Regions from separate parts of the Homo sapiens genome. Here region 2 is linked to region 1. A link is an interaction called in ENCODE POLR2A ChIA-PET data of the cell type or tissue named here. Cell type or tissue: A673. All regions are shown on one strand. Region 1 overlaps NCKAP1 (NCK associated protein 1). Region 2 overlaps DNAJC10 (DnaJ heat shock protein family (Hsp40) member C10).

Region 1 (4,000 bases):
CAAAGCTGGGCTTATGTCTCTGATTTCCCAGGTTCTCCTTGGCGTCAGCCTAGAAATACTTCACTATCTTTTTAGTTCTTCTTTAAAGAAGATTATTTTATAGAGATATATATATATCTCCAGCTTTTTAAGTTGTTCTTTGGAAATAAGGAGGTCTGAATTACCTACCAATACTGGAAGCAAAAATCTGTAAGTTCTTTTGTTCCTATAATTTCAAAAATTAGGTTATTCTAAGGAAATTTTATAGGACGCTAAAAAAATTAGAATCATCACTGACAGAATAACTTTTAGAGATTTATTTCAATGAGACAGACTAGTATACAACACACTGAATTTATCTATATGAAACATCATTATGATCTGTAGGATTTCTTATGTAATAAAATATAAGAATACGTATGAAGTATGCCTCAGTACACAGAGGCTGAGAAAACAAAGTCACAAATAAACACCTTCTCAAGTTCTTAATAATACACAAGTAGTTGAATACTAAACAATCTGGATTATTAGGAGAGAACTCAAACAAAATCACTATAAAACATTATACAATTCCAGAAAATGGAATCCTTACAATTAACCTTGTTTTGAAGAACTAAATGATGAAGGCACAATATTAAAAATATAAATATTTCATAGGAAGCCTTCTGAAAAACATAATCCTTAAATAAGTCAGGATTTAGTATTTGAGAAGCAAAAAAGTAAAAACAAATACCAAAAAATATTACTACAATATTAAATCATTAATAAAATATGGAAGTTATTATGAAGGTAAAATGAAAAGTCAAGTAAGAAAAGAATCACATAGGAGATTACTAGAAAGCTAACATCAAAAGTTTTCAAGAAAAAATGTTTTAACATCCTTAACCATCTTGGTTAAGGATATTTAAAAAGTCAACATTGTTTACAGTCGTTCCGCATTCCCCTAACTTTAAATTTTAATATCTGAGCGAGAATACAGCCACTCCAAAATATAAGAGAGAAATGTTAAAACATAAGCACCTTCCATTTCTTCTCAAGAATGAGAATATATTTGATAACATTCATACTTACAGACAAGGCTAAAATAGTTAAGTTTATAAAATAATTGTTAAAAGACTAGGATAAAATCTGTACTCAAAAAAAGACCCTAGAATAATGGACAATACCTAACAAGATAAACTCTACTAAGAAAAACTACAAAGCATACACTCAGGTCTAAAAATTTCACAAAATATAAGATGTGGAAAGCCATGGTTTAAGGTTAGCATAAGTGAAAAAAAGAGACAATTCATCTGATTGCAAGTTGATTGTGAAAACAGTATGGCATAGCTACCAAATGTGTTCATGCTATCTTAAACTGTGTCAGTAAGTACAGTATCCAGAATAGATAAATGTACTCTCACTCATCACACCTTATCTGAAACTCATTCTTGGTTCAGGGCACTATTCTCTAAGAGTGACAACAAAAAAAACAGAGTTTGTACAGAGGAAGGAGTGAGAAAGATGGCAAAGAGACTGAATATGAATATATTCCACACGAGGAAGAGAAAGATGATACATGAAGGGAAGCAGTTTTTAAATACGTGAAGAGTGATCTCGTCAAAGGCAATCCCTGCCTCTTGATGTAAGAATAAGGACCAATAAAAAATTACTACTTAGATACTAAATCAACATAAACTAGAGATGTACAGTAATTGATAAGATGGCCTCATTTTCAAAAAGACTAGCTAATACATCTAGAAAAATGCAACATGTGCTCCTTCATCAGATAGGAGTAGGTTAGATGACTACTGAGATCCCTCTCAGCTCTACAGGCAGTGTAGCATGGTACTAGCATAATCTGTGGTGCTAGACAGACTGAGTTCAAATTTCAGTTTCACCACTGACTAAAATGTGAGCGTGCGTAAGTTATTTAATCCTTCTTGGCCTCACTTTCCTAATTTGTAAAATAAGGAAAACACCTCTTTTAAAGATGTAAAGGAGTTAATAAGATAAGTGAAGATCTTAGAAAAGTCCTTGAATAAAACAGAGTTAAGAAAGCTGGGGCCAGGCACAGTGGCTCGTGCCTGTAATCCCAGCACTTTAAGAGGCTGAGGTGGGTGGACCATTTGAGCCCAGGAGTTAGAGACCAGCTTGGGCAATATGGCGAAACCCTGTCTCTACAAAAAATTAGCCGTACTTGCTGGCACATGCCTGTAGTCCCAGCTACTCAGGAGGCTGAGGTGACAGAATCGCCTGAGCCCAGGGGGGCCAAGCTGGCAGTGAGTCATGATCACACCACTGCACTCCAGCCTGGGTGACACAGCAAGACTCTGTCTCCAACAAATAAACAAACAAAGCTAGCTATTTTTATTTTTGCATCCAACAAATATTTACTAAGTGCCTAATATGTGTTAGGTCTGCAGCAAGGTTTTAACAGAGTTTAGAACTGCATTTATACTCTAGTGAGAGTGACATGAACAAATACACTGCATGAGAGGTCACAATTAAGATACACATACAGCTGAATGAAGAGAATAAAAAGTGATGTTTGCTATTTTAGAAAGCTTGGTCAGGAAGGACATTCTGATACGGTGACATATGAAAAATACATGAATGTCACGAACAGGCAAGTTATGACCATGTCTTAGTGAAGGGTAGTTTGAAATGACACAACAGCAATCAGGCCAGCCATGCTAGAAAAGTGAAGGAGGAAGGAAAAGCAGAAGGCCAGATCCTTGCAGTATTAAGGAACTGTTCATATAAATGAATTCAGAGAGACTCAAAATAGGCTAATTTTTATTACCATACCATGATACTGTATCCATCAAATTAAATAACAAAAAAGCAAAAAATAATACAGATAATTCTAGAAGTGCCTAGTTTATTCAGTCTGAAATAAAAAATAGCTGGCTAAAGTAAAATTTCAGAGCCATAATTCTTCTATTATCTCATACTGAAGGAACACAAGAAAAAAAATTGGAGATGAGAAATTTCTTATTTGAGAACAGTAGGATAGAAAAAAATTATGTATTTACAGCAGAATTAGTCTAATAAATAAGAATGATACTGCTTGTAAAGAACCAAGACCAGCATTTCAATGTTTGTATATTTACAACCATATAAAGTTTATAAACTTTATATTTTAAGCCATCTAAAAGTTGACTTTTATACAATAATTGCAGAAAACTTTAAAAATAACAATGAGAGGATAATGATACAATGAATACTAAAATAACAGACATTATGCTGAGTACCTAAAAGCTTGACATGCATGATCTCATAAAATTCTCTCAAAGTACAAGCTTAAACATTTGTCCGAAATCAAAGCTTGTAAGTGACAGGTCTGAAATTCAGGAAAGTCTAACTTGAAAGCTTGAGTTTTTTCTTTTTTTTGAGACAGAGTCTCACTCTGTCATGCAGGCTTGAGTGCAGTGGTGTGATCTCAGCTTACTGCAACCTCCGCCTCCCGGGTTCAAGTGATTCTCCTGCCTCAGCCTCCCTAGTAGCTGGGATTACAAGTGCCCACCACCACACCCAGCTAATTTTTGTATTTTCAGTAGAGGGGGGATTTCACCATGTTGGCCAGGCTGGTCTTGAACTCCTAACTTCAGGCAATCCCCCACCTCGGCCTCCCAAAGTGCTGGATTACAGGCATGAGCCACCACGCCTGGCTGAAAGCTTGAGTTCTTAACCAATGGGTAATATTGCCTCTCCTTAAATCTTTGATTATACTAAGCTTTTAGTCACACTGACTCTTGCTATTTATTCACTCAGCAAAATACTATTAAGTTTGTGGAAATTAACTTGTTCTATATATTTGCTCAATTTTCAGTAAATCAGATTAACCACATTTAGAACTCTATGTGCTACATCTGAACTGTAAGCTACTTACCACTACCGTCTATCATTTTCTTAAGAAACTAAAAATTGGCCAGGCACGGTGGCTCATGCCTGTAATCCCAGCACTTTGGGAGGCCGAGGTGGGTGGATCTCTTGAGGTCAGGAGTTCGAGACCAGCCTGGCCAACACGGTGAAACAC
Region 2 (4,000 bases), 170 kb before region 1:
GAAATTTTCCCACTGATAGTTGATTTTTGAGGCATCTAATATTTACATATTTGCCTTCTGAACTTTGTTTTGACCTGTATCCTTTATTTACATTGGGTTTTTCTTTCGTAGTTTTGGTTTTTCACTCCTGTCCAGTCTATTTATTATTCAAATAGGAAAAATTACTTTACAGGTTGTTTTACTGTAGCTTATAATGATACTGTAGTTATTCCAGTTACTAGTTTACTGTCAGAGGGCTGCCTTTTTCAGATAAATATTGACATAATAACTGAAGTTATTTTTATAAGAAAATCAAGTATATAAATCTAGGAAAGGGATCTTCTAGTTTCTGTGTTGTTTAGACTCAAAGAATCACAAATTTGTCAGTAACATGTAGTTGTTTAGTTATAATTCAGAGTGTACAGAATGGTAAAAATTCCAATCAGTCAAAAGAGGTCAATGAATTAAAAGGCTTGCAACTTTTTCAAAAACCTGTTAGAATATGCTTTATTGTGTTTTGAGGAGTTTTCCTTTTTTTCTTTTCAATATCACTTTATCCTGCTCACCAGTATTTCCTCATAAGGGTTATTATAGCCATAATTAATGTTAAAATAGACTTTGTTCTTCATATTCTCCCATCTTTTTCGCTACTATATACTCTGTCTGGATTCTGCTGTATGCCTGTTGGCATATATGGAACAGTCACCACTTGTCACACTTAACACCAGCTTTTTGAATTATGATCAGTAATGGCAAGAGCCTTTCATTCTCGAATGTTTAAAGCCTAGGAGTTCTACAAAATTGGCTTCTTTCTACAAGAATCCCAAAATGGAATGCCTAAAGAAGTCTTACTTGGGTAAATACTTACTAAAATATACTGGTTATGTGCATATCACCACACTGGACACTGAGGAGTGTTCAAAAGGAATCTAAGACATGGTCCCCATCTTCCAACTGTCTGTAATTCACTGTTTTGTCATTGAGCTCATAAGGTACTTACATTACTACCTATAAATGTTTCCTGTACTTGTTAGTTGTTGAGAAACATTTTAGGCAGTAAATAAAATAGTAAATATTATGTGTCCTATAATTTGACCTAAGCTGTGTGCCTTTGGAATCAGCTCTAAGCCAGGGCCCCCTGGGAGTCATGTTAAGAAACACGTATCATAAAGTGACATACATCAAGGTTATCTTATATAGTCATAACAGTATTATTGGGTCTTTCAAAAACAGCTGGCAGATTGAGCTTTTAATGGCTATATTGATACAGTAGATAGAGCACCTCTAAGGAGTACCAGGTATAATGTGCCATTTCTCTCAGCAACACCATTTTTGTGTGCAGCTGACCCTCTAACATGGTATCAATTCTAGCTGACCAAAGCACATTCTATCAGGCAGCCAGGCTTGGAAATTAGGTCCATTTAAAGTATGTGGCTTACAGTCAGGTATGGTGGTGTGCGCCTATTGTCCCATCTACTTGAGAGGCTGAGGCAGGAGGGATTGCTTGGGCTCAGGATTTTGAATCCAGCCTGGGCAACATAGCAAGACCCCATCTCTAATAAATAAATTATGTTTTGGGCATTAATGATGTTTGTCTATTCTGATTTCTCAAATTTTATTTAGGTCTTTCATAGCTTTTTTATTTAAAGGTATATGATTAAGATAAAGGAAAAGTAAAATGAAATGTTTATGTAATTTTATATTCTCAAAATTTTCTTTAAATTTGCTCTGTTTTCTGACAGTGCTCAAAGTGGGAATTTTTTTAGAAGTACGGTTATCAAAAAAACACATTTCCTATGGGACACACATTTCAAAGATGTTTAGTACGATAAAATTTTTAGTAAAAGGGTAGCACTTTTAAGTCATTTGAATAGAATATTTGTGTAATATTTAGTCTAGTGTTAGTCCTTAAATCTGCCAACAAAACCAGATAGATGTCTTAAAGTAGGCACATTTATTCCATTGTGACTGTTAAGAAATAATAAAAGATTAAATTAACAAAATGCATTTTAAATTTTTATGATACCTATAGAAAATTGATAATGAAGATGAAAAGTAAATAACCTTTCTGATAATATTCTACTTTACACATATACTGAAAACTTACTTACATATACCCAAATTCTTCTAGTGAAGAAGTTTGTAATATGGTTTGAGTATTTGTCCCCTCCAAATCTCATGTTGAAATATGATCCCCAGTGTTGGATATGGGGCCTGGTGGGAGGTGTTTGGGTGATGGGGGCTGATCCCTCATAAATGGCTTTGTGCCTTCCCCAGTGGTAATGAGTTCCTGCTGTGTTTATTCCTGCAAGAGCTGGTTGTTAAAAGGAACTTGGCACCACCACCTCCTCTCTTTCTCGCTCCTTCTCTGTGTGACATGCCTTCTCCCCCCGTGCCTTCTGCCATGAGTAAAAGCTCCCTGAGACCTCACCAGAAGCTGAGCAGATGCTGGTGCCATGTTTTTACAGCCTGCAGAACTGCAAGTCAAATAAACGTTTTCTTTATAAGGTAACCAGTCCCAGGTATTCCTTCATTGCAATGCAAAACAGACTAATACAGTTTCTTTTCAGTAAGAATTACAAAATTTAGGCCAATGACCAAGCTGAGTATAAATTACTAATCATACACAAAAATGTGTTTCACTGGCTTGAGTCATTTTTCTGTTTAACACTGAATTTACACTTAGATTCTTGTACTGTCACTGAGTCCCCTTGTAAACAGCTAGGTATATTTTGTGAATGGAAACTAGCCAAAAATACAGCCAAAGTCTCAACGCCAAACTGGTCTACATCAGTATGGACTCCAGAAATGCATCTTTCAACCACTTGATTGCATTAAGTAGTCATTTGAGTGCATCACCTAGTGGCCTTTGGTCCTGAAAGTTAGCAATCATCCCCAAAAAGGTCTGTGTTAATAACTGATAGACAATCTTCATTAAGCAACTGCTGTTTTTTTTTTTTAATACTTCAAGTTCTGCAATACATGTGCAGAACATGCAGGTTTGTTACATAGGTATACATGTGCCATGGTGGTTTGCTGCACCCATCAACCTGTCATCTACATTAGCTATTTCTTCTAATGTTGTCCTTCCCCTTGCCCCCTACCCCGCCGACAGGCCCCATTGTTGATGTTCCCCTCCCTGTGTCCATATGTTCTCATTGTTCAACTCCCACTTACGAGTGACAACATGTGGTGTTTGGTTTTCTGTTCCTGTTAGTTTGCTGAGAATAATGGTTTCCGGCTTCATCCCTGTCCCTGCAAAGGACATGAACGCATCCTTTTTTATGGCTGCATAGTATTCCATGGTGTGTTTGTGCCCGTTTCTTTATCCAGTCTAACATTGATGGGCATTTTGGTTGGTTCCAAGTGTTTCCTATTGTGAATAGTGCTCCAATAAACATACGTGTGCATGTGTCTTTATAGTAAAATTATTTATAATCCTTTAGGTATATACCCAGTAACGGGATTGCTGGGTCAAATGGTATTTCTATTTCTAGATCCTTGAGGAATCGCCACACTGTCTTCCACAATGGTTGAACAAATTTACACTCCCACTAACAGTGTAAAAGCATTCCTATTTCTCCACATCCTCTCCAGCATCTGTTGTTTCCTCACTTTTTAATGATCGCCATTCTAACTGATGTGACATGGTATCTCATTGTGTTTTTGATTTGCATTTCTCTAATGACCACTGATGATGAGCTTTTTTTCATATCTTTGTTGGCCACCTAAATGTCTTCTTTTGAGAAGTGTCTGTTCATATCCTTTGCCCACTTTTAATGGGATTTTTTTCTTGTAAATTTAAGTTCCTTGTAGATTCTGGATATTAGCCCTTTGTCAGATGGATAGATTGCAAAAAGTTTCTCCCATTCTGTAGGTTGCCTGTTCACTCTGATCATAGTTTCTTTTGCCATGCAGAAGCTCTTTAATTAGATCCCATTTATCTGTTTTGGCTTTTATTGCCATTGCTTTTGGTGTTCTAGTCATGAAGTCTTTGCCCATGCCTATGTCCTGAATGGTG

What was found. Peaks named below come from ENCODE experiments on the same cell type or tissue, not always from the same donor. Only the 100,000 strongest peaks of a DNase experiment are listed, where the experiment ranks them.
Region 2: POLR2A ChIA-PET joins it to region 1 with 8 read pairs; 1 of 35 experiments calls an interaction of 5 or more read pairs at or near these places.

The regions. Positions count from the first base shown.
Region 1 is chr2:182,947,497-182,951,496 of GRCh38, forward strand. All of the region lies in intron 23 of NCKAP1 (NCK associated protein 1), which reads right to left. Among named protein-coding and RNA genes, the nearest start is that of FRZB, 83 kb to the left of the region's middle. RefSeq lists an enhancer at 2,107-2,606. In A673, no CTCF peak of the experiment used is centred here; a DNase peak (open chromatin) is centred at 2,205; H3K27ac peaks cover 2,407 bases.
Region 2 is chr2:182,778,044-182,782,043 of GRCh38, forward strand. DNAJC10 (DnaJ heat shock protein family (Hsp40) member C10) reads left to right here. Exons shown (of 24, transcript NM_018981.4): 24 at 1-4,000. Among named protein-coding and RNA genes, the nearest start is that of DNAJC10, 64 kb to the left of the region's middle. In A673, no CTCF peak of the experiment used is centred here; a DNase peak (open chromatin) is centred at 2,278.